Regions from separate parts of the Homo sapiens genome. Here regions 1 and 2 are each linked to region 3. Evidence: chromatin loops called from intact Hi-C (ENCODE). Cell type or tissue: heart right ventricle. All regions are shown on one strand.

Region 1 (8,000 bases), 300 kb after region 3:
AGAGCCTTCATTACCCTAGTAGAGCTTAACCTAATACAATACAATGAACCAAACAGGAAGAAAGGCATCTTCTACAAACCCTATTCAAAAGTCATTGGCCAGCTCTTTAAAAAGTTTATTAATAATTTAAATATTTAAATAACTTGTAGGTTTATCCATTAGTCTCTTCTATTAGGCTCTACACCGCCTCTTTTGGGACGGGGTTAGAAGTTCCAGTTTTACATGCTGTTCCTCCCAGCAAGGCCCCATTTCTTCAAGTGAGTACAGGATTGTTGATAGCTCCGTTTACAAAGTGGAAGTGATGACAGCTCCCATTGATGTGGACAGTTCTCTAAACAACGCGAGGTGACTTCAGCTTATGTGGCTCGTTGCCTGACCTCTTCTTTTAAGGTATCTCTTTCTAATTTTGATCATCCATTTTATACTCAGTTTGGCAAACTCTGCTGCTTTAAATAATGCCAAGAAGGCGCCACAGAGAAGAGCAATTGTGTTCCAAGGATTGGCAGTGACTATCTGTGAAGCAAACAGAAACAAACAGGATTACTGGTTTGCTTCAGTCTTGATTCTTTTTTTTTTTTTTTTTTTGAGATGGAGTTTCGCTCTTGTCACCCAGGCTTGTGTGCGTGGCGCAATCTCGGCTCAGTGCAAGCTCCGCTTCCTGGGTTCAAGCAATTCTCCTGCCTCAGCCTCCCGAGTAGCTGGGATTACAGGAACCTGCCACCACACCTGGCTAATTTTTTGTATGTTTAGTAGTGTTATTATCAAGAGCCCTTCCCAAATTATTGGGACTATAAGAAAAATACCTGGGTTCTGAAACTGTCATAACTCTATATACTTCATTCAGACTATACTTTTAATGTCCATAGCTCAGTTTGAGGAGAAAAATACTGACTCCTCCCTATAATAAAGTGATTCTGAAAGAAAGCTGTTTTTCAAAAAAGCTCTGCACAAATAAGATAGGCAATATTTAATTTTGTGGCCTAATCCAACAATAAGTGACCTTGCTTTGAGATGAATTTCCCTAAAACTATACCCAGTCCATAAGAAGGTGAGCTCCTCTTGTTCCCATCTCATAGTTACCATAGTTTCAAGTGTTTCCTCATTTCTAGTCCAATGGCTGTCTTTCCTCCCAAACTCAGAGGAGGATTCCTGCCTCCAGTCCTCTGCTCTTTTCCCCATCTACGATGCTTTCCTCCTGTCTAGGTTTACTCATCCTTCAAAGTCTCAGAGCTTTCCCTGACCACTAAGCTAAAACCCTTTCTGGACTTCAGCAGAGCTATTTATCCTATGAATGCCCTTCACAGTTCCTTATGGTCTGGAATCAATAATTTAAAACAATAGGATTGTTCTCTCACTAACTCTTGAAGGCAGAGTTGTAACTCTTTAAGGCAGAGTTCTTATCTTGGATTTCTGACTTCCACAACCTGGTAAGAATACTTTTTTTTTTTTTTTTTTTTTGAGATGGAGTCTCACTGTCGCCAGGCTGGAGTGCAGTGGCGCGATCTCAGTTCACTGCAACCTCCGCCTCCCGGGTTCAATCTATTCTCCTGCCTCAGCCTCCCGAGTAGCTGAGACTACAGGCACATGCCACCACGGCCGGCTAATTTTTTGTATTTTTAGTAGAGACGGGGTTTCACCATGTTGGCCAGGATGGTCTCGATCTTATGACCTCGTGATCCGCCTGCCTCAGCCTCCCAAATAAAATACTTCTAAGCTCAATTTAGCAGGGTGACCTTAGTATGCATTTCATTGTTCACATATGAAAATGGTGATACCACCACTTGACTGCTGTGAAGCTGAGTAAAGCATGCCTCGGGTACTGGGCTCCACTTGGCCCATAATAGGTACCTCATACTGAATATAGTAGGTTAAAAAATGTTTTATCACACATTACACAACGAGCTGCAAGCCCTTCTCCCCAGTCTTGATTCAATAAGCCTCTGCACATCCCTCTTCATACAAAGCCTTGCCAGTCCATAATTAATAGTGGTAGTGGGTGATAGCAGAGCAAGCACATCCGTATCACAGAATCCCCACCTGGGGGTGGAAGCTTACACGTTTGGGTCTCAGCTATGAAACAGTTTCCTGTAAGCCATGATCACATCAGGATATATTATGATGACATGAATGCCAATCAATACTAGATTTAGGCCTGGCTCTGGTGGACGGTGTGTCTTAAATGTTCCTTTAGCAAAGCTGTCCAATTATTCCTCCCCTTCCAAGATCATGAGTCAGAATTTGACGTTAGAGGAGGTGGAGCCAGATGGCTAAAGAGAACCCTCCAGCGATAGTCCTCTGCAGCAACACCAAACTCAGCTATCCATGTAAGAAAGTATCTACACAAGAGCCAAAAAACCAGGTGAGAGATCACAGTATCTGGTTTAGTATAATAACAGGAAAAGACACACTGAAGAAGAGTAGAAAGGAGGGTCTCACGCTGCCTACACACCCCTCCCCCAACCTTAGGCAGTGCAGCAGAGAGAATCTGTGAGCTTGGGAGAGGGAAGTGAGTCTGGAACTTGCATTGGAACTTCACAAGGGAAAACAGCACCAGGCAGAATTCTGAGGCCCTGATTCCAGGCTAGAGCCCGTGAAAAGAGTATTAGGCCCACCCCAGATCAGAGGGGCATCTACCACCCCAGTGGGAGGAAACCAAGTCTGGGCCCACTTTACAATAGACTAAAGTGGCCTTAGGCCCCAAATAATTTCAGTGGCAGCCAGGCCATAGCAACCACAGCTCTGATACTGCACTGGTCTGGGAGTCTGTGGGTTTGGGGTGTGATCCAGCATGACACCAGCTGCCTCAACTCCAGGCAGTGCAGCATGGTGGAACACTCCTGCTTGGGCAAAGGAGAGGGAAGAGTATGAGGGACTTTGCCTTGGAACCTAGTACCAGCCCTGCCACAGCACCAGGAAGAATCCCGAATCCCCTAATTATAGGCTATTGCTCCCAAATGGCACTTCTAAACCCACCCTGGCCAAAAGGCAATCGGCCACCCTAGCAGGATGGACCCAAACCCCAGCCAGCTTCACCACTGGCTGACTAAAGTGGCCTTAAGCAAACCCCAGTATTGCATTGGTTTAGGAGGGACCCAGGGTGGTGCCAGCTGTGACAGCCATGGGAGTACCTGCCTTACCCCTCCCCAACTCCAGGCAACTCAGAGCAGAGAGACTCCTTCCCCTTGAGGGAAAGATAAGGGACTTTGCCTGGGAACCCCCAGGGCATTCTCTCTGATCCTCCCCAAGTACATCAGGGCTGGATATCTAGAAGTCTACAAGATAGTCACAGTGTAACTTGGCTTAGACTGCCCTCTAGTGCTGAAACAGCTGCAGTGACTGACTACACGCTTAGGGAACTCATCATCAGTCACCTTTCAATTTGTAGAAAATCTCCTGAAGATAGATGGGTATAAACAAGGGCAGACTGTGAAGACTGAAATAAACACCTAAATCTTCAATGCCCATAGACAGACGTACACAAGCACCAGAAAAGTTCAGAGAAATACAATCTCATCAAACAGACTAAGGTGCCAGTGACCAATCCGGGAGAGAGAGATGTGTGACCACTCAGGGAATTCAAAATAGATGTTCTGAGGAAACTCCAGGAACTTCAATGAAACACAAAGACTCAATTCAGAAATTTATCAAAGAAATTCAACAGAGATTAAAATAATTTTTAAAAATTCAAATAAAAATCCTAGAGCTGAAAAGTACAATTAACAGACTGAAAAATGCATCAGAGTGCCTCACAGAATTGATCAAGCAGAAGAATTAGTGAGCTTAAAGACAAATTATATGAAAATACACAAATAAAAAAAAAAGAATGAAGAACACTCACAAGGTCTAGAAAATAGCCTCAAAAGGGTAAATCAAGAGTCAATGGCCTTGGCCGGGTGCGGTGGCTCATGCCTGTAATCCCAGCACTTTGGGAGGCCGAGGCGGGCGGATCACAAGGTCATGAGATCAAGACCATCCTGGCTAACACGGTGAAACCCTGTCTCTACCAAAAATACAAAAAATTAGCCGGGCGTGGTGGCGGGTGCCTGCAGTCCCAGCTACTCGGGAGGCTGAGGTAGGAGAATGGTGTGAACCCGGGAGCTTGCAGTGAGCTGAGATTGGGCCACTGCACTCCAGCCTGGGTGACAGGGTGAGACTCCGTCTCAAAAAAAAAAAAAAAGAGGCAAAACAAAAATATAAATAGATATAATAAAAAGTCAAAATGTGAGGAGTATGGAGTTGAAGTGTAGTTTTAAAAGTTTTTTGTTTCTTTGTGATCAAAGTTAAGTTGTCCTCAATTTAAAATAACTTGTTTTAACTGCAAGATGTTTTTTATAAGCCTTATGGTAACCATAAAGCAAAAACCTATAATGGATATAATAAAAATAAAAAGTAAGGAATTTAAAGAGATAATCATTTATCCACAAAGACAGTAAGAAGAATGAAGTTACAAAACCAAAAAACAAAAAACGAAATAGCCGTAGTAAGTCCTTCTCTATCAGTAATAATATTGAATGTAAATGGACCAAATTCTTAAGACACAGTTGCTGAATTTATTAAAAAACAAGACCCAACGGTATGCTGCCATACAGCGTATAGTTCACCTGTAAAGATACACAGATTGAAAGTGAAGAGACAGGCCAGGCGTGATGGCTTATGCCTATAATCCCAGCACTTTGGGAGGCCAAGGTGGGCAGATTGCTTGAGATCAGGAGTTTGAGACCAGCCTGGTCAACATGGCAAAACCCTGTCTCTACTAAAAATACAAAAATGAGCCAGGTGTGGTGGCGCATGCCTGTAATCTCAGCTACTTGGGAGCCTGAGGCAGCAGAATCACTTGAACCCGGGAGGTGGAGGTTGCAGTGAGCCAAGATCATGCCACTGCACTCCAGCCTGGGCAAGAGAGCAAGACTCCATCTCAGAAAAAAAAAAAAAAAAAGTGAAGGGATAGAAAAAGACATCCCACACAAATGTAAATAAAAAAACAGGTTTAACTATACCTGTAACAGATAAAATAGACTTCAAGTCAAAAACTGGAAAAAGAGACAAATATCATTATGTAATGATGAGGGAGTCAATTCAACAAGAAGATACAACAACTGTAAATATGTATGCATCCAGTATCATCAAAGAAACCACATATATAAAGCAAATATTAATAGATCTAAAGGGAGAGACAGACTGCAATACAGTAATAGTAGGGGACATCAACGTCCGACTCACAAAAATGGACAGCTTATCTAGACAGAAAATCAACAAACATGGGATTTAAACTATACTCTAGACCAAATGGACCTAACTGACATTTACAAAACATTTCATCTGGCCAGGTGCGGAGGCTCACGCCTGTAATCCCAGCACTTTGGGAGATCAAGGTGGGCAGATCAGGAGGTCAGGTGATTGAGACCATCCTGGCTAACACAGTGAAACCCCGTCTCTACCAAAAAATACAAAAAAAATTAGCCGGGCCTGGTGGCAGGCGCCTGTAGTCCCAGCTACTCGGGAGGCTGAGGCAGGAGAATGGCGTGAACCCGGGAGGCAGAGCTTGCAGTGAGCCGAGTTCACACCACTGCACTCCAGCCTGGGCGACAGAACGAGACTCCGTCTCAAAACTCCAACTGCTACAGAATATACATTTTTCTCATCAGCACATGGAACATTCTCCAGGGGAGACCATATGTTGGGCCACAAAACAAGTTTCAACTAATTCAGAAAAATTAAAATCATATTAAGTATCTTGTCTGACCACAGTGGAATAAAACTAGAAATCAATAATGAGGAATTTTGGAAACTGTACAAATACATGGAAATTAAACATGATGCTCCTTAGTGACCAAAGGTCAATGAAGAAATTAAGAAGGAAATTTTAACATTTATTGAACAAATGAAAATGGAAACAATATACCAAAGCCTATGAGATACAGCAAAAGCAGTACTAAGAGGGAAGTTTATAATAAATGCCTACATCAAAAAAAGTAGAGATTTCAAATAAGCTAACGATCACCTCAAAGAACGAGAAAAGAACAAACCCAAATTTATCAGAATAATAATTATCAGAGCAGAAATAAATGAAACTGAAACTTAAATGAAAAGTTAGTTGTTTGAGGCCGGGCGCAGTGGCTCACACCTGTAATCCCAACACTTTGGGAGGCTGAGGCCGGCAGATCACAAGGTCAAGAGAACAAGACCATCCTGGCCAAAATGGTGAAACCCATCTCTACTAAAAATACAAAAATTGGCTGGGCATGGTGGCGGGTGCCTGCAATCCCAGCTACCTGGGAGGCTGAGGCAGGAGAATCGTTTGAACCCAGGAGGCGTAGGCTGCAATGAGCCAAGATCGCAACTGCACTCCAGCCTTGTGATAGAGCAAGACTCCATTTCAAAAAAAAAAAAAAAAAAGAAAGAAAAGTTAGTTGTTTGAAAAGTTAAACAAAATCTAAGTTAAACAAAATCTATCTAAGAAAAATATAATGAAGACCCAAATAAATAAAATCACACCAAAATAAAAGACATTACAACTGATGCCACAGTAATATAAAGGATCATTAGAGACTTAATGAAAAACTATATGCCAATAAAGGAAAACCTAAAAGAAGTGGAAAAATTCCTGGATACATTGTCTACCAAGATTGAACCATGAAGAAACAGAAAACCTGAATAGACCAATATGAGTAACAAGACAGAGGCAGTAATAAAAGAAAAGCCCAGCACCTGATGGCTTCGTTGCTAAATTCTATCTAACATTAAAAAAAAATTAATAGCAATTCTACTCAAACTATTCCAAAAAATTGAAGAATATTCCCAAACTCGGTTCTGCAAGGCCAGCATTACCCTGATACCAAAACAAGACAAAGACACAACAAAAAATGAAAACTACAGGCCGATATCTCTGATGAACACAGATGCAAAAGTCCTCAACAAAGTATCAGCCAACCAAATTCAATAATACATTAAAAAGACCATTCACCATGATCAAGAGGGATCCATCTCAGAGATGCAAGGATGATTCAACATATGCAAATCAATAAATGTAATACATCACATTAACAGAATCAAGAACAAAAATCATGTAATCATTTCAATAGATGGTAAAAAAGCATTTAATAAAATTCAACATACTATCATGATAAAAACTCTCAATGTGCCGGATATGGTGGCTCACTCCTGTAATCCCAGCACTTTGGGAGGCCGAGGTGGGCAGATCACTTGAGGTCAGGAGTTTGAGACCAGCCTGGCCAACATGGTGAAACCTCATCTCCACTAAAAATACAAAAATTAGCTGGGCATGGTGATGTGCACCTGTAATCCCAGCTACTCAGGAGGCTGAAGCACAAGAATCATTTGAACCTGGGAGGCAGGGGTTGTAGTGAGCTGAGATCATGCCACTGCACTCCAGGCTGGGAGACAGAATGAAACTGTGTCAAAAAAAAAAAACAAAAAACAAAAAACAAAAAAAAAACAAAAAACTCAACAAACTGAGTATAGAAGGAACATACCACAATAAAGGCCATACATGACAAACCCACAGCTAACATCATATGGGGAAAAATTCAAAGTCTTTCTTCTAAGATCTGGAACAAGACAAGGGTGCCTACTTTCATTATTTTTGTTCAACATAATACTGGAAGTCCTAGCCAGAGCAATTAGACAAGAGAAAGAAATAAAGGGCATCTGAATTGAAAAGAAGTCAAACTGTCTTTGTTTGCACATGATATGATCTTATATTTTGAAAAACCTAAACACTCCACCAAAAAACTGGTAGACCTGATAAATTCAGTAAAGTCACAGGATACAAAATCAACACACCCAAATCAGGAATATTTCTATATGCTAACAGCGAGCAATCTAAAAAACTTATAGCAATGCAAGAATAAAATAAAAAAGAGAGCAATCCCATTTATAATAGCTATAAAAATATAAAATACCTAGGAATAAATTTAACCAAAGAAGTAAAAAAATCGCTATAATGAAAACTGTAAAAATAGGGATGAAAAAATTGAACA
Region 2 (8,000 bases), 97 kb after region 3:
TTGAAATAGTCTGTATCCACCACCAAACACCCTGAGAGTGCTATCCTTTCCTGATGGATACATTATAGTTTATTTCTGAAATAGTTTATCTCTCAAATCTCTCTCTAACTCACACCTCTCCCCTGCTTAGATTGTTCCAATCAGTTGGACATTTTATTTGTATTTCAAACTACCTACACTTGAATATCTGTTAGACATTTTAAACTGAAAATACCCCAAACTCGTCTTCTGCCACCAAACTTGCTCCTCCCACCAAACTTGCTCCTCCCACAGTCTTGCCTGTTTCAATTAATGGCAACTCTATCCTTTCAATATGCTGGGACAAAAACCTTGGAGTCATTTGCGACTTATTTTACACCTTATAGCCAGTCTTTCAGAAAAACCTGTTGTTCCTACTTTCAAAATATATTCAGATTATGACCACTTCTCATCACCTGCACTGCTGCCACCTGGTCTAAGGCCATGGTTCTCTCTCACCGAGATTACCACAGTAACGTTTTCAACTCATCTCTCTGCTTCCATCTTTCAGTCTTTCTCAGCACAGGATCCAGAGTAGGGTGATGGAAATGTACTATATGGCTATTGTGGTGGTGGTTACATGACTCCATACATTTGTGAAAACTCATCAAATGGTACTCTTAAAATTGACAAATTTTATTATATACAAATTATATTGCAAGGCCAGCCATGGTAGCTCATGCCTATAATCCCAGCACTTTGGAAAGCCAAGGTGGAAAGATCGCTTGAGCCCAGGAGTCTGAGGCCAGCCTGGGCAATATAGTAAGACCCTGTCTCTACAAAAAATAAAAAAATAAAAAATTAGCCAGACGTGGTGGTGTGTGCCTATAGTCCCAGCTACTTAGGGGGCTGAGGTGGGAGAATTGCTTGAGCCTAGGAGGTCAAGGCTGCAGTGAGATATGATTGTGCCACTGCACTCCAGCCTGGGCAACAGAGCAAGACCCTGTCTCAAAAAAATTGTATTGCAATAAAGATTAAAAATGCAAATTAGATTATGTCATTTATTGGATCAAAACCATAAAAAATGGATTCCCATTTCATTCAGAGTATAATCCAGAGTTCTTACAATGGCCTTCAAGGTCCTGTTTAATCTATTACCCCATTAGCTGTCTGACCTCACCTCCTTTTCGCTCACTTAGCTCTACCACACTGGCCTACTCATTGTTCTTCTGTCATACCAGGAACACACCCACCTCAGGATCTTGTATGTGTTTACCTGTCTAGAACACTCTTGTTCTAGTTATTATCTGCATCCTTGATCCTTCTTCTTACAGTATTTTTTAAATTGTCACCTTCATAGCGAGGCTTTCCTAGACCATCCTATTTATCCACTCTGCCTTTTAATTATAGTGTTAAGACCATTTATATTTAATGTAATTATTGACACAGTTGATGTCCACTATCGTGCTATTTATTTTCAATTTAGCCTATCTGTTCTCTGTTCCTCTTGCCTCTTTTCCTGCTTTCTTTTGTATAAAGCAAGAAGAAAATGTTCAGGGTTTCATTTTATCTCCTCTATTGACTCTTGAGCTAGTTCACGTGGTTTTTGTTTGTTTGTTTTAGTGGTTGCTTTGGAAGTTATAATATGCATCCATCACTTACCACAGGCATATCTTGAAGTAAGATTATACCACTTCATGTATAAGGTAAGAAACATAAAACAACATACTTATATTTATTCCCCTTCTGGTCTTTTTTCTATTGCTATAATGCCTTTTATTATTTCTACATATATTATAAACTCCACAAATTATTGTTAACTTTTGGTTAAAATTCAATTGTATAGACTCACGGATTCCTATTTTATTCAGTGATACGATCTATTACTGTTATTATTATTATTTTTTTAGTCTTCAAATCATCCCAGATTGAGCCATTGGGAATCCCTTTAAGTTACTTCTTGTGTCTTTTTGATATGTCCCCCATCATTCTTTGAGGACTTTGTTACTTCTGGTAGCAGGTTCCATGCTCATTTTATACTTCTCTGCCCTTCCCCTGAAATCAGCCATTTCTCCAAGGAGACTTGATTCTTTTTGTGAAAAGTGATATTCACAAAGCAGGATCTAGGTACTAGTGTAGTGCTCATTGCTACTACAGTATCATTCATTACTTCTAGGCCCCTGTCCTCTCAGTGGACAGAGCTGGGAAATGTACATATGTATATACTCACATATATGTACACATGCACACCTGTATCTGTTTCTATAACTATCTACTAAAAACCATGAGCCCTCACCAATGCCTCCAATTCCAATCCAACATCACAGGGTTTATTTTAGCCTTCCCCTTTCCATTTTTGTCTTTTTAATTTTAACTTTTATTTCCTTTGGTGCTCCTCAGCAGGACCCTTTCCATATTTGTAACTCTCTTCATTCACAGTGAGAGAATCAGCTTTCATTATCCTCTGTACATTTATATATTTGCCCAATCTTCCTGGATGTAACCAGTATTCTGGCCACTCTGGAGCCAGTCCTTGGTTCTGCTGCCCCACTGATTCCCACCAGTGACATCAGGACTAAATTCTTCCCTCACTAATTGCTGCTGGCCATGCTGGAGCCAAAGCCTAGACCCTGATGAAGGGCCCAGTAGCCTTGGTGAAGAAGCAGGAGGAATGTCAGGATTAATCACAGCTGATAATCTGTAAACCAGATGTGACAGGAAGATGAGGGAGCTTGGATACCGAGAATGCCAGAAAATATGCCATGGGTTTCAGGCGGGTTGTACAAGAAAAATGTGCCAGGAGATGCACCGAGTTGGTAGAAAATGGAGGAGTGGAAGTGCTGGAGATCTTGATAAAATCGAAGAATAGGTATGGTTAGGATGAAGCTATCTGGAGGACACAGCCACTTCCAAATAGCTGGCCAAATCCCTGATTATATCTTCACATGAACTGGGCTACAGAGAGACCCAATTCCACTGGAACTTTTATTATCAAGTGGGTCACATCCGGGAGAATTGCCATTAAGCAGACATTTTTCCAAACAGGGATTACAGGTGCTTCCCCTCCAGTAAATTAAACCCCTAATAGCAGAAGTAAAGGAAGCACATGTACACTCACACACAGACTGAATATAATACTGGCCCCCAATCAAAAATCATCAGGAAGTCAGACTTCAAGGCAAGCCCTCTGTCCTGAAACGACTCTTTCATGATCAGATAGCACAGGTATCAAAGAGAAAAGACAGAGATGGAGCTTTTGCAAGTTCCTGAACCCAGAAGCCATGGGGTTCTGAAAGACCAGCTGGAAACTGGATGAATTAATATCTGAATAGTTGAATAAACAAACCTGAGCTAGCCTTGCAGACTGAGTAGGATTTCTGTATGTGAGAGGGAGAAGGAGTGGAATTCCCATGGGAAGCAACCCAATTAAGGATCTAGAGCAAGCCACAAGCACGCGAGAACGGTATGACAGAACCATGGCTGCATCTGCTGCACTGGGGGTGACCTAGGTCAGGGCCGTAGCAGAGTCACGTCTCCAGGCAGCACCAGGCTGTCAGCGCTGTTTGGCAATGCAGCTGTGTGTCAGTTTCCTCCTTCATCCCTCTGTGGATATTCAGACTCCCGCCTCTCAGTGGACAGCCTTGCTGGCTTCAGTGATTAACATCAAGGCTATCAGTCATGAACTTCCTCAACCTCCTGTTTCTGCACCTACAAATTATTGTATTTATACCTACTCACAAATTCTTTCTTCCCCAGTCACAGGAAGAGATGTCCTATTAAAGACTAATTCCCCACACCACATTCATGCTTTCCTTTTTCCTCACAAAAACATCATTACTGCCGGGTGCAGTGGCTCACGCCTGTAATCCCAGCACTTTGGAAGGGCGACACGGGCGGATCACAAGTTCAGGAGATGGAGACCATCCTGGCTAACACGGTGAAACCTCGTCTCTACTAAAAATACAAAAAATTAGTCGGGCGTGGTGGCGGGCGCCTGTAGTCCCAGCTACTCAGGAGGCTGAGGCAGGAGAATGGCGTGAACCCGGGAGGTGGAGCTTGCAGTAAGACGAGATCGCGCCACTGCACTCCAACCTGGGCGACAGAGCAAGACACTGTCTCAAAAAAAAAAAAAAAAAAAAAAAAAAAATCATTACATCAGTTGTCACCCTCGACTCCTTTCAGGATCTTTCCCAAAAACTGTGAATAGGAAGTCTCATCATGAGCACATGAAACATTAATCCTATACCCTGTAGCTATTGCCCAATTCTATGGCTTAAATGGGTCCCTTCCAAAAATCAGGTGTTGTCAATGTGATAGAATTAAGAGGCATGGCCTTTAAGAGATTATTATGCTATGAGGGCTCCTCCTCTTGAATGGGATTAGGTATCCTAATAAAGGGATTCGAAGAGGAAATTGGTTCTCTCTTGCGCTTCTGCTTTCCACGTGAGGATGCAGCAAGAAGGCCCCCAAAAGGAGCCAGCATCTTGATTTTGGACTTCCCAGCCTCTAGCACGGTGAGAAACAAATTTCCTTTCTTTATAAATTACCCAGTCTGTGGTATCCTGTTATAGTAGCACAAAACAGACTAAAAATGCCTTTTCTTTCTCTTTCCTTTAACAGAAAAGCTTATTTTTTGTTAAATACTGTTTCACATTTTTCTCTACTTATAAAAGTAGTATACGTTCATTACAGAATATTTAGAAAACAAAGAAATATTTAGAAACAAAGAAAACTGTACAGAAAAAAAAAAAACCAACTTTGTAACCCTGCCACTCATTTTGGAATCTCTCCACCTGAGGAGACATATATATATATATATATATTTTTTTTTTTTTTTTTCAGATGGAGTCTTGCTCTGTCCCCCAGGCTGGAGTGCAGTGGCATGATCTCGGCTCACTGCAAGCTCCGCCTCCTGGGTTCATGCCATTCTCCTGCCTCAGTCTCACGAGTAACTGGGATTACAGGTGCGTGCCACCACACCCAGCTAATTTTTTTGTATTTTTAGTAGAGACAGGGTTTCACCGTATTAGCCAGGATGGTCTCGATCTCCTGACCTCGTGATCCACCCACCTCAGCCTCCCAAAGTGCTGGGATTACAGGCATAAGCCACAGCGCCCAGCCTCACCTGAGGATATTTTGTTTCTATGTGTATATATCTACATTCAGCATTTAATAGCTAACATTTTACTGAGCACTTTCTGTGTGCCAGGCTAACCACCACCCAGTGAGGGACTTTACCATGGCTGCACATCCTGTCAGTGGCCTAGTCAGGATTTGATCCCAGGGAGTCTGGCTTCAGAGGGTGAGATCTTAATCCTGCTCCTTATGCCTCTAATTTATACCAGAATTGGAATCATATAGTATAGGTAATGTTTTATATCCTGCATTTCACTTAGTGTTATATTCTAAGTATTTCTCAATATCACAAATTATGTTTTGTAAATGTAATTTCTAAGTTAGTATCACACTTTTCAATAGGATAGCTTGTCCTCTTCCATTCAGTTGTCAAACCATTGATTTTTGCCCTCACTTCTCACCACTCAACAGAAACAGATCCCAGAAGGATCATAGGTGACCTCTTCGAGGCTAACTCCATTGGACATGTTATAACCCTTCTCTTTCTTGACTCCTCAGGAATATTTGACACCATTGTACTCTCCTTCTTTCTGTCATCTAGTCAATATTTATTGAGCACCAGCAGAAACTTCCTCCTCTATCCATTTCCAAGACATGCTTTTCTTTGGTTTCCCTTTCTTTCCCTGGCCATGTTTTCTTAGCCTTTAAGTTCCTGGTCCTCAGTCCACACTTGAAGTGTGGGTTCCCCTGAGAGCCCCATGTCGGGGTTTTCACCAGCATTTTTCAGCCCTGACTGTGGCTAGGAATCACTGGAAATAACTGCCTAAAGTATTCAGAGTGGGGAGTGGGCTTCAATATTTTGAAGATGCTTCATGTCTTCCACTCAGTCTTTGCTTTTCCTCCTGTGTTCCCTATGTCAGAGAATAGCATACATCTCCACCCACTTACTTAAGCAAGGAAGCTTGCCTTCTTCCTCTCTCCCAATCAATCACTGTGTCCTGTTGATTCTACCACCTTATTATTTTTAAATGTTTCTACATCTCTCTATCTCCATTGTCATTACCTGCATTCAGCCCATCATCAGTTCTTACCTGGATTACTAAAATGCCCTTGTAGTTGACCCTGCCTCCAATCTTGCCTCACTCCAATCCTTAGGTTGTTGCTGTTTCACACTGAAAACAGCTTTCTTGTTTTTTTTTTCTGATTATGTAAATACTATAAGGTCAATATAAAAATGAAAAGAATCATAAAAATAAGAGGGAGAAAGAAATGATCACCTGAAATCCCACCGCCCTGAGATACCCTCATTCTTCCACTTTTTGGTGATTATCCTTTCATGCACTTTTTATGTTGATCAGTCATATGAGAAAACGGTCTGAACTTTGATCTTCATTGGGATTCAGATATCAGAGAGTGGCGCTGAAGGAGGAACAATTTTAATTAGGGACAAAGAAGGCCTAGAAAGAGGGTATGTATAATCGTAAACAAGTGTCATAATCTAATTGCTGTGGTTTGAATGTGTCCCCCAGATTTCATGTGTTGGAAACTTCATCCCCAATGTGGCAGTACTGAGAGGTTTGGGCCTTAAGGGATGAATGGATCGTGAGGGCAGAGCCATTATTCATGGATGAATGGATGAATGGGTTAGTGGATTAAAGTGTTATCATGGAAGGGGAACTGGTGGCTTTATAAGAAGAGGAAAAGGGGCCTGAGCTAGCATCTTAGCATGCTAAGCTCCCTTGCGATGTGATATCCTGTGCCACCTTAGGACTGTGCAGTCTCCACAAGCTATATCTTCAAAGTCATACAATGACTATAAAAGCACCAGCCATACATCCTTTTCAGGTAAGAAATGGGGAAGACCAGGGGCCAGAAAGAGCTTCACCTAAACTTCATCCAAATACTCCATCCAAAACTTCCACTTAAATTTCATTGGCCATTCCTATCTGCAAGAAGAGACACGTTTGAGCACATTGCTACCCCTAATGATGGAGGTTCTCTTAGTAAGGAAGAAAGAAATAATAGATTTAGGTAGGCAGCTAGCAGGCTGTACCTAAACACACACACAAACGGTTTTAGGGTTTTTGTTTTGCTATTGGTAGATGTCATCATTTTCCGAAAATTGGTTCAGAGTACATCTATACCTTTGCATACAGCTTTCCCCCACTTAATCACATTTCATCGAAATCTCTCCAAGTCCATTAATATAGATCTAACATATATTTAAATGGCTACACAATTCCCCATGTATAAGCACACTGTAATTTATTCATTCATTCCTCTAATGATGGGCTTCACTTGGTTTTCAGTGTTTCGCCAACTACAAACAATGCAGCAATAAGCACCTCTGTACATGCATTTTTTTTGTATTGGTGCTTTTATTTCTATAGAGTAGATTCCCAGCAGTGGGATTGCTAGGTTGAAGGGCAAATGTATTAAAATTGTATAGTCTTTGCCTGATTGCCAAAAGGTTTGTAGCAACTCATACTGCACCCAGCAATATATGAGTACCTATTTCCTTCTCATTCTTACCAATAGTAGATGTTTTCCCTCTTAATTTTTACCAATCTGAAGGGTATAAAGTGATATTACGTTATTACCTTAATTTTCATTTCCCTGATTGATAGTCATATTGAGCATCTTTTAAATCTACTTATTGGCCAGGCATGGTAGCTTATGCCTGTAATCCTCACACTTTGGGAGGCCAGGGAGGGTGGATCGCTTGAGCTCAGGAGTTCAAGACCAGTCTGGGCAACATGACGAAACCCCATCTCTACCAAAAGTACAAAAATTAGCTGGGCATGGTGGCCCACGCCTGTGGTCCCAACTACTTGGGAGGCTGAGGTGGGAGGATCACTGAAGCCCAGGGAAGTGAGGCTGCAGTGAGCCATGATCGTGCCACTGCACTCCAGTCTGGGCAACAGAGGGAGACCTAGTCTCAAATAAATAAATAAATATTGGACACT
Region 3 (8,000 bases):
TGGATGGGTAAGAGTCTATTTCTTTTTTCTTCCGACGAGATCTTTTTTATGAGATTGTGATGAGGCAGTCACATAGTCTCATTATAATTGAATGTGTGTGCTTTCAACTGTCAACATAGCAAGTACCCCAACTGAGGAAAGGAGCTATAGATCACATTGGAAAATACCTAGTTGAAGGACTCTTGCTGGATAATTAAATGAAAGAATACATGTGTCACGCTTAGCACATTGTCTAGCACATAAGAGCAGTGGTAGCTGCTGTTGCTATCTTAGAAAAGAAGCTGGCTGGGTAGCTTGCTTGCCTTATGCAATATAATTTAGTCACTAATTCTCATTTTGAAGAGTAAAATTTCTGTTACTTTGGGTTTTGTCTTTTTCAGGTTTAAGAATATCCTAAAAGAAGAAATCTGATTCTGGGGATGTAATTGACATTTCTGGGAGTAATCTAACTAGATTGATGATAGTAAGGTCTAATGACTTTCACATACCTGTCATCCATGATTAGTCTGAATTCTTGGCTTCCAAATAAGTCTGCTCTGTGATGCTTGTTGATTGTGTTGTAGAATATTAATTCTATGCAAATGGAGACTCTTTCTTTTTAAGTTTCCTTCCTATTATATCTCTCAAGGCATCCTTCTCTTAAAATTTTTAATTTAAAAGATGATGGCTTACCAAACTAGGATTTCCATTGTGTCCTCTGGGCACTAAAACCCTCTGAACCAAATTCTCAGGCAGGAATGAAGGATTATCTAAAGGTTATTAGTTCTGCTTGTGAATGACTGTGAAAGCTTGCTCTGTTTGTTTCCAAGAATACTGTCATTTCATAGCAGGTCTGTGTTTTCAAGTTACCTTTATACTAGAAGTAGAGGATTAAGACAATTATCTCAATAGATGAAATGAAAAAATACTTTATTTCACAGAACAATTTGTTTAGATTATTTAAAGAGTTATGTATGGAGATATAACCACAGGGACAGAACTTGCTACTTATGATATCAAAAATATATGCAGAATATTAAAGGCTTAGGAAGTGTATTTTCTAAAAACAATGGAACAATTACTATCGGCACTCAACCTTCATCTTCCTTTTCCGTTCTCTTAGAGTAAACTCCAGTAACCCATCACTGGGTCAAATCACATCTGTTTCCGTTCTGTCAGAATTATAAGCCTGATATTGGAGACAACAGTATAAGATACTTTAATTTGTTTCCCAATGAAATATCCTTACTGTACCTAGTTAATGTGCCAGAGGAGTTAGATTAAAAGTCATTTCACATTTAGTGTAGTTGAAGTTGTTTGGGGTTGGAAGAAGGTCTACAAAATATTTATTTGCCTTGGTTTTTAGGATAATCAAAGTATGGGATTTACGTAAGAATTATACTGCTTATCGACAAGAACCCATAGCATCCAAGTCTTTCCTGTACCCAGGTAGCAGCACTCGAAAACTTGGTAAGCCTTTAATAGGTCTTTTGGGGGAGATAAGAGTTTTTGTTTAAAAAAAAAAAAAAAGGCTAATTTCCAGTAACATTGATATGAAAAATTCTAATATGTGAAGTTCAAAAGATAAAAACTCAGAAGAATGTTTTTGGTTTGTGTATATTTTGGGGACAAAGAATTCTGATGATGATTCTTATGAAATGATCTATTTTTGTCTCTACATTTTAACCTCAGATCTACTCACCATCATCAGGACGTGCTAACTTAAGTTTCCTTTTTCCAGGATATTCAAGTCTGATTTTGGATTCCACTGGCTCTACTTTATTTGCTAATTGCACAGACGATAACATCTACATGTTTAATATGACTGGGTTGAAGACTTCTCCAGGTAAGATATTAGTCATTCAAATTCTCTTACCAGGAAAGCATTATGGGCTTTTTTTGGTAATGATAATTTAATGGGCTTTCTTCTAAACTGAACTTATTAAGCCATATGAGGACTTTGGCATCTTTGATTACATCCAGTGATAATTTCATAAGTGTACATTCCTTGTGATGATTTCATAAGTTAGCTGAATTGTGCTTTACATGGTGACTTTATTTTAATAGAGAGTATCTCCTGAAATTATGCCCTTTGGCCTATATTTAGAATTCTCTCAATTTTTTATTTAATAAGCTGTGGAGTAGATAAAGTGCTTCTGCTCAGCTTTTTTCCTCTTTAGGGGCTGCTGGTTAAAATTAGGGGGCTGAAATTTTCATACCCCCAAAATAGTTTCAGCCTATCTCAGCCTTCTCCTTAATGTTAGAGGCCCTTTTATTTCTAGATGTTTTCCCCAGCCTCACCTTTTTTTTTTCCTCAAAACTTTAAAAATAGAATCTGATACTTAAAACTAATAAATAAATGATAGTTTTAAAAAGAAAACCCAAGTTTCTCAAGCATGCTTTCCTCTTTTTTTTAATCCTCTCCCCTCCCTCTTCCAAATCACCAGCCTCAGGCATGCTTTAAGAGAGTTATTTGGGTTACATTATTTTTAAGAACATCAATTTCTTAAGCAACATCTTAGTAGCCTGGTTATTCCTCATCTATAGATCTTTCAAAAACACTTTGAATTCCATAACCAATCCTCAGAGTTACCCAGTTTCCACTAAAGTAAAAAGTGCTGATAAACAAGAAATCTCAAGTACAGAACTTGTTTTATTTTATTTATAGATAGATGTAGATATAGATATAAATTTTTTTTTTTTTTTGAGACGGAGTTTCACTCTGTTGCCCAGGCTGGAGTGCAGTGGTTCGATCTCGGCTCACTGCACCCTCCGCCTCCTGGGTTCAAGCAATTCTCCTGCCTCAGCCTCCCAAGTAGCTGGGATTACAGGCGCCCGCCACCATGCCTGGCTAATTTTTGTATTTTTAGTAAAGGCAGGGTTTCACCTTGTTGGTCAGGCTGGTCTCGAACTCCTGACCTCATGATCCACCCACCTCAGCCTCCCAAAGTGCTGGGATTACAGGCGTGAGCCACCATGCCCGGCCCAGAACTTGTCATTTTAGCTGAGATCTTACAGAATTTTCCAAAGATCACCCCAAGCAATCTTATTAGGACTTTAGTATCGGTGGCAGCATCATAGTCTGCATTTCTGATACTTTGCACTGGGTCTAGTTTTCTCTAAACAGGAGCAATAGTATTTAGAAAAGGGAAGAGGTGTTTCTTTTGCTATTTTCCTTAATGGAATCTGAGCTTGGAGAGCTGCTAATTTAGTTAGTCAAATAAAATAGACTTTTCAACATCTTTCCTTGAAAGATAAAGCGTGATCCTGATTATATTATCAGATGTACAAGAGCTCTTTCTATATAATTTTTGCTACAGTGTGGCACTGAAAAGGTCCTTGAGTTTAGTGTCCTGCTGTCCAACACTTCGCTAATAATTTAGTAAACCTTTTCTATGCTTCTATTTAATTTCATTTGCGCAGATGGATAGATAGGTAGATAGGTTAATAGATCGATTTATTCCTTAAAAATTGAATGACAGCTGGCCATGGTGGCTCACACCTATAAACCCAAGCCGAGGCTGGCAGATCACTTGAGCCCAGGAGTTCGAGACCAGCCTGGGCAACATGGTGAAACCTCATCTTGACAAAAAGATGCAAAAAATTAGCTGGATGTGGTGGCATGCACCTGTAGTCCTGCTACTTGGAAGGCTGAGGTAGGAGGATTGTTTGAGCCTGGGAGGTTTGAGTCTTCAGTGAGCCATGATCTTGCCACTGCACTCCAGCCTGGGTGACAGAGTAAGACCCTGTCTCAAAAAAAAAAAACTGAATGACAACTGTGTGTGTGTGTGTGTGTAACGTCTTGTAATTACTTGTCCTTTTCAAAACTTCTGAATCGATCTTGGATTCGATACTTGATCTACCATGCTTTGTATTATGGTGTTTATATGTTCATAAGGATGACTTGGTTGGAAGTACTTGAAAAGCCCAGATCACCAAAGCAAGATTAAATTGAGCTCATTAAAGCCAACATACATTTTAGGAGGATTTTTAGCAAGGTTTAAACATTTACAGTGCATATCATACCAGCCTTTCTTAGACCAGCAGAGGGCAATAAATACTTACAGGTGTAGTGGGAAATTCAGGCTAGAGTTTTCCATTCATAGTTGAGAGTTGAGGAAGATTAAAAATTACAGTTTTAGAACAATGTTCAGAATAAAGGAGCTTGTTTATTTTGCAGTGATAATAGGTGTATACAAATTGATTCATATCCTGCCTCACTTTCACAGTAAAAATGTCTGATGTGAGGAGTATTTGCTATGCCTGCATAGCTTTTTCCTTTAAAGCTATAAATACAAAGTTCTTTTCCAGCTTTATTCTAGAAAATGGAAGAGATTCCTGTGAGCACTTATGGGAAGCTGTTAAGTCCCCTACTAATACTTTTCTCTCTGGAGTGTGATTGTTTTTTCCTGCCTAAAGGTATCCTTAAATTCTCCAATAATTGAGATTTTTCTCTTGTATTTCCTAGTAGTGTTCTGATGTCAGAGGCCTCAGGTTTTGACCTTCTTAGGATAGAAGAACCTGTTAAGAACATATGCTAGATTGGGTTACCTGCCCTTTTGCCATTGAGAGTGAGAAGGCTAAACCTAATCTAGTGCCTTACATATAAACAGTTTACTCCACTAGCTCTTCCACCATTCAGTCTACTCAAAGTGCTGGATTAAAATGATTCTCACATCCCACATAAGCTATTAGTAAGTTTTAACCAGAACTCAAATGATACTTTTCACTGATTTTTTTTTTCCTTTTCATGGAACAAATGTTTGAGGATCTACTCTGTTCAAAGCACTATAAAGTCTAGTGAGGAAAAAGTAAGATATAAAATTTATCCTCAAGAGGCCTGAAGTCTAAGGGGAAATTAGATGAATATATTATGCAGTGGAAAAAATCCTACCCTGGGCTGGAGAGAGAGGGTCTTATAAAGGCATTTTACTGCAAGTTGGACATTGGCTGGATTCTTTTTTTAAGGAATGTTTTCCCTCCAATTTTTTTCTCTTGATATTGCCATTTTCGTACCAAGTACTCAGACTGAGTTCATGAGATTGGATCTAATATAAAGCTTCCTTCTAGGGTTTTGTTTTTCTGCCAATGTCTAGTTCCCTTGTATTTGATGGATAAAGCTAGATCATCTGCTTCAATAGGCAATACAGTGATAAAACTTGTTAGAATATATATGCTGTCTATATCCATTTGACCACTAGAAATAACAAGAGCCAAGTAATTTGGTTTTTTTCCTCTGGCAGTGGCTATTTTCAATGGACACCAGAACTCTACCTTTTATGTAAAATCCAGCCTTAGTCCAGATGACCAGTTTTTAGTCAGTGGCTCAAGTGATGAAGCTGCCTACATATGGAAGGTAAGTTGCTAAACTTCACCCACAAGTGTTAGACTGAAGTATTCTTGCAAATATTTGTTCTGTCCAATATGAGATAAGTTTAATGTAACCACGTGCTATACTATTCCTGCATCAGATATTTAGTAAAGGTTGCTCTTGGCTCTTAATATAGCTGAAACCTTACTCTACTACAGAATGTATGACACTTTCAGGGCCATAGCTTGTCAGAAATTGACAATTTGTATCCTCTGTTTCAAAAATTATTAGGAAATTGAGAATTCAGAGGGTGATAAGAACCTTAACTACTTTGTCCTGCATCCTGGAAAACATGCTATACTGACTTTCTGCCCTATGTTTTCAAACTCTCGTTCAGAATACAGTATTTTGATCCCTAGGATCCTGTGCTTGAATCACCCATGGAGCCTTGCACAAAACAGAAACTCAAAAATATTTTTATGATTAATTTATTCTTTATTCTCTCCTTACAAGTAGCTGATCTTCAGGCCACTAAAGTAGATATGGCTGCTTTATCAGATTTTTATATATTTAATAGCATTATTTACTAATCTTTTTTTTTTTTTTTTTTATTGAGATGGAGTCTCACTCTGTCGCACAGGCTGGAGTGCAGTGGCACGATCTTGGCTCACTGCAAGCTCCGCCTCCCAGGTTCACGCCATTCTCCTGCCTCAGCCTCCCGAATAACTGGGACTACAGGTGCCTGCCACCACGCCCGGCTAATTTCTTTTGTATTTTTAGTAGAGACGGGGTTTCACCATGTTAGCCAGGATGGTCTCGATCTCCTGACCTCGTGATCCGCCCAACTTGGCCTCCCAAAGTGCTGGGATTACAGGCATGAGCCACCATGCCTGGCCAATAATCTTTTAAATAACTTTTTTAATAACAGTAGTTCTAAAGTGTCTACTGTAAGCTAAGAAATTTAAAGCTGTCCATTTGAAGTCCAGTGGAGAAAATAAAAATGTTAGACAACAGGTAGCACTTGCTTATTACTGAAAAATGTCTCTTGAAGGAATAATTAATTATGGAAATGTTCTGGGAATTCAGAGAATGATCATTAAGGCATTGTTTACCCATGACTAAGAATTAATTATCTTCTAGATTTCCCTGTAACTTCATAAATGTCTTTGACATTGGTGAATTGAATGATTAGAGTTCACATATTTTGGGTTTTAAAGTCATAATGTCTAAAACTTCATAGATCCCATAGTTCCGATAGTATCAAATCCCTTCTCAAGAGAAAGTTATATCATTTTTTATCCTGCCAAGCTCTAGAAAGTAATATTGCTAATTTTTTTTAGGACAGGGGTAAAACCTGTTTAGTATGAAGCATAATTCTTCAGCTTAATTTCTTCCAATCCTGAGGGAAGTACAAAAGAAAAGTGATTTCTATATAACTGGAGTTGTGAAAATGCAACACTACTTTATTAAAATTTTACTAACAATATCCTAAATAGTCACAGGGTGGAAATATTGCTCTATCCAAGATGCTTCTATGTTGGGCCTGCCTTTTTCTACAAGCATATTTCTTTCTTTTGTTATATTTTTAAATGCCTATAAAGTATATACTTGACTCCATCACAAGATGGAGTTTCCTCTTTATAATATTCTTCTTACTTGAGATTTTAAGTTTAACAATGTTATGTCGCTGGCACTAATGCTCTGTCTTATATTTAAAATTTTCAGTTTCAAATTTGGTCTTAATGCTTATTTTGCTACCTTTTTCCTTTCTTCTTTGCTCACTGTCTTGCCTATGTTTCCTTCTCCACTTTGGCTCCCAACTTAACTAGAGGATTTTATTCCTACCACAGGTCTGTATCTTTTAAGGTTTGTTTCTTGTTAAAAAAAAAATTTTTTTTTCCAACATCACAAAAAGCATATAAGAATAATTCAAAAAATACTTATGTATTGATCATTCTTGTTAAATTATTAAGTTTTAATTATATGTACATAATTATGTATACAATTACATGTGTGTTGTATAGTTTCTTGATAGTTTTTAAATTCTTAATAAATTTTTAAATTATATATATACATAATTATGTGTATAATTATATATTATGTGTATCTTGTGTAAAGTTTTCTTGACAATTGTTAAAGTTCCTTCCTCTTCTCTAGTGCAAAGGCCTTTTTAAGATTTTGTTTCAGGGAATGAAGGTTGTGGGAATACTTGCCTTTAAAGATATACACTAAATATAGTTGGCCATTGTTTCTAAGCCATTTTCAGACAACCAATCAGTGTCTACCACATACAAGGGTTACCCTTTTTTAATTCCTAGGCTGGGTCACATGTCAGTGTTGAATGACGTGGTTCAGACGTGATGTTCTTCTGCCTGTCCACACATAACTCGGTGTACAGGCTCTGATATTTGAGATCCTGGCAAGCTTGCACCTCCTAAATTTGAATTTGCCTAGTGAGGTGGCTCAGTTTCTCTTTTCCATGATTAAAAAAAGGAGGAGTGGTATTTTAAGAGCAATTCCATTCAAGCTGAGTATCCAGGCTGTTAGATTGCTCTTCTACGTGTTCAAAAAGTCAGAATTCTCTTAAGTATTAGAATTTTTTCTATGCTAAAAAGCCAAAAGCCCATGGGCACAAGAAAACAAAATAGAAGGGAGTTTTGTATCTTAAGACAGAAGAGAATGGCCTCTTAATCCTCACTACTGCCCAGCA

Evidence for each region. Hi-C counts contacts between places; a loop is a spot of excess contacts. Peaks named below come from ENCODE experiments on the same cell type or tissue, not always from the same donor. Only the 100,000 strongest peaks of a DNase experiment are listed, where the experiment ranks them.
Region 1: it touches region 3 in a loop (12-fold over the local background); 95 of 110 quality-filtered maps call a loop at or near these places.
Region 2: a loop joins it to region 3, with 3 times the contacts of the local background. A loop is called at or near these places in 10 of 110 quality-filtered maps.

The regions. Positions count from the first base shown.
Region 1 is chr1:212,364,864-212,372,863 of GRCh38, forward strand. PACC1 (proton activated chloride channel 1) reads right to left here. Exons shown (of 8, transcript NM_018252.3): 8 at 1-513. The coding sequence ends at 352. Among named protein-coding and RNA genes, the nearest start is that of SNORA16B, 16 kb to the left of the region's middle. RefSeq lists enhancers at 2,242-2,827, 2,828-3,411. In heart right ventricle, a CTCF peak has its summit at 3,317 (motif pointing left); DNase peaks (open chromatin) are centred at 261 and 3,286; H3K27ac peaks cover 1,620 bases.
Region 2 is chr1:212,163,794-212,171,793 of GRCh38, forward strand. No RefSeq gene overlaps it. Among named protein-coding and RNA genes, the nearest start is that of MIR3122, 90 kb to the left of the region's middle. In heart right ventricle, no CTCF peak of the experiment used is centred here; a DNase peak (open chromatin) is centred at 3,492; H3K4me3 peaks cover 698 bases; H3K27ac peaks cover 2,301 bases.
Region 3 is chr1:212,066,879-212,074,878 of GRCh38, forward strand. DTL (denticleless E3 ubiquitin protein ligase adapter) reads left to right here. Exons shown (of 15, transcript NM_016448.4): 8 at 1-7; 9 at 1,346-1,449; 10 at 1,721-1,825; 11 at 5,223-5,335. Among named protein-coding and RNA genes, the nearest start is that of MIR3122, 6.7 kb to the right of the region's middle. In heart right ventricle, CTCF peaks have their summits at 4,017 (motif pointing right) and 4,227; no DNase peak of the experiment used is centred here; H3K27ac peaks cover 3,994 bases.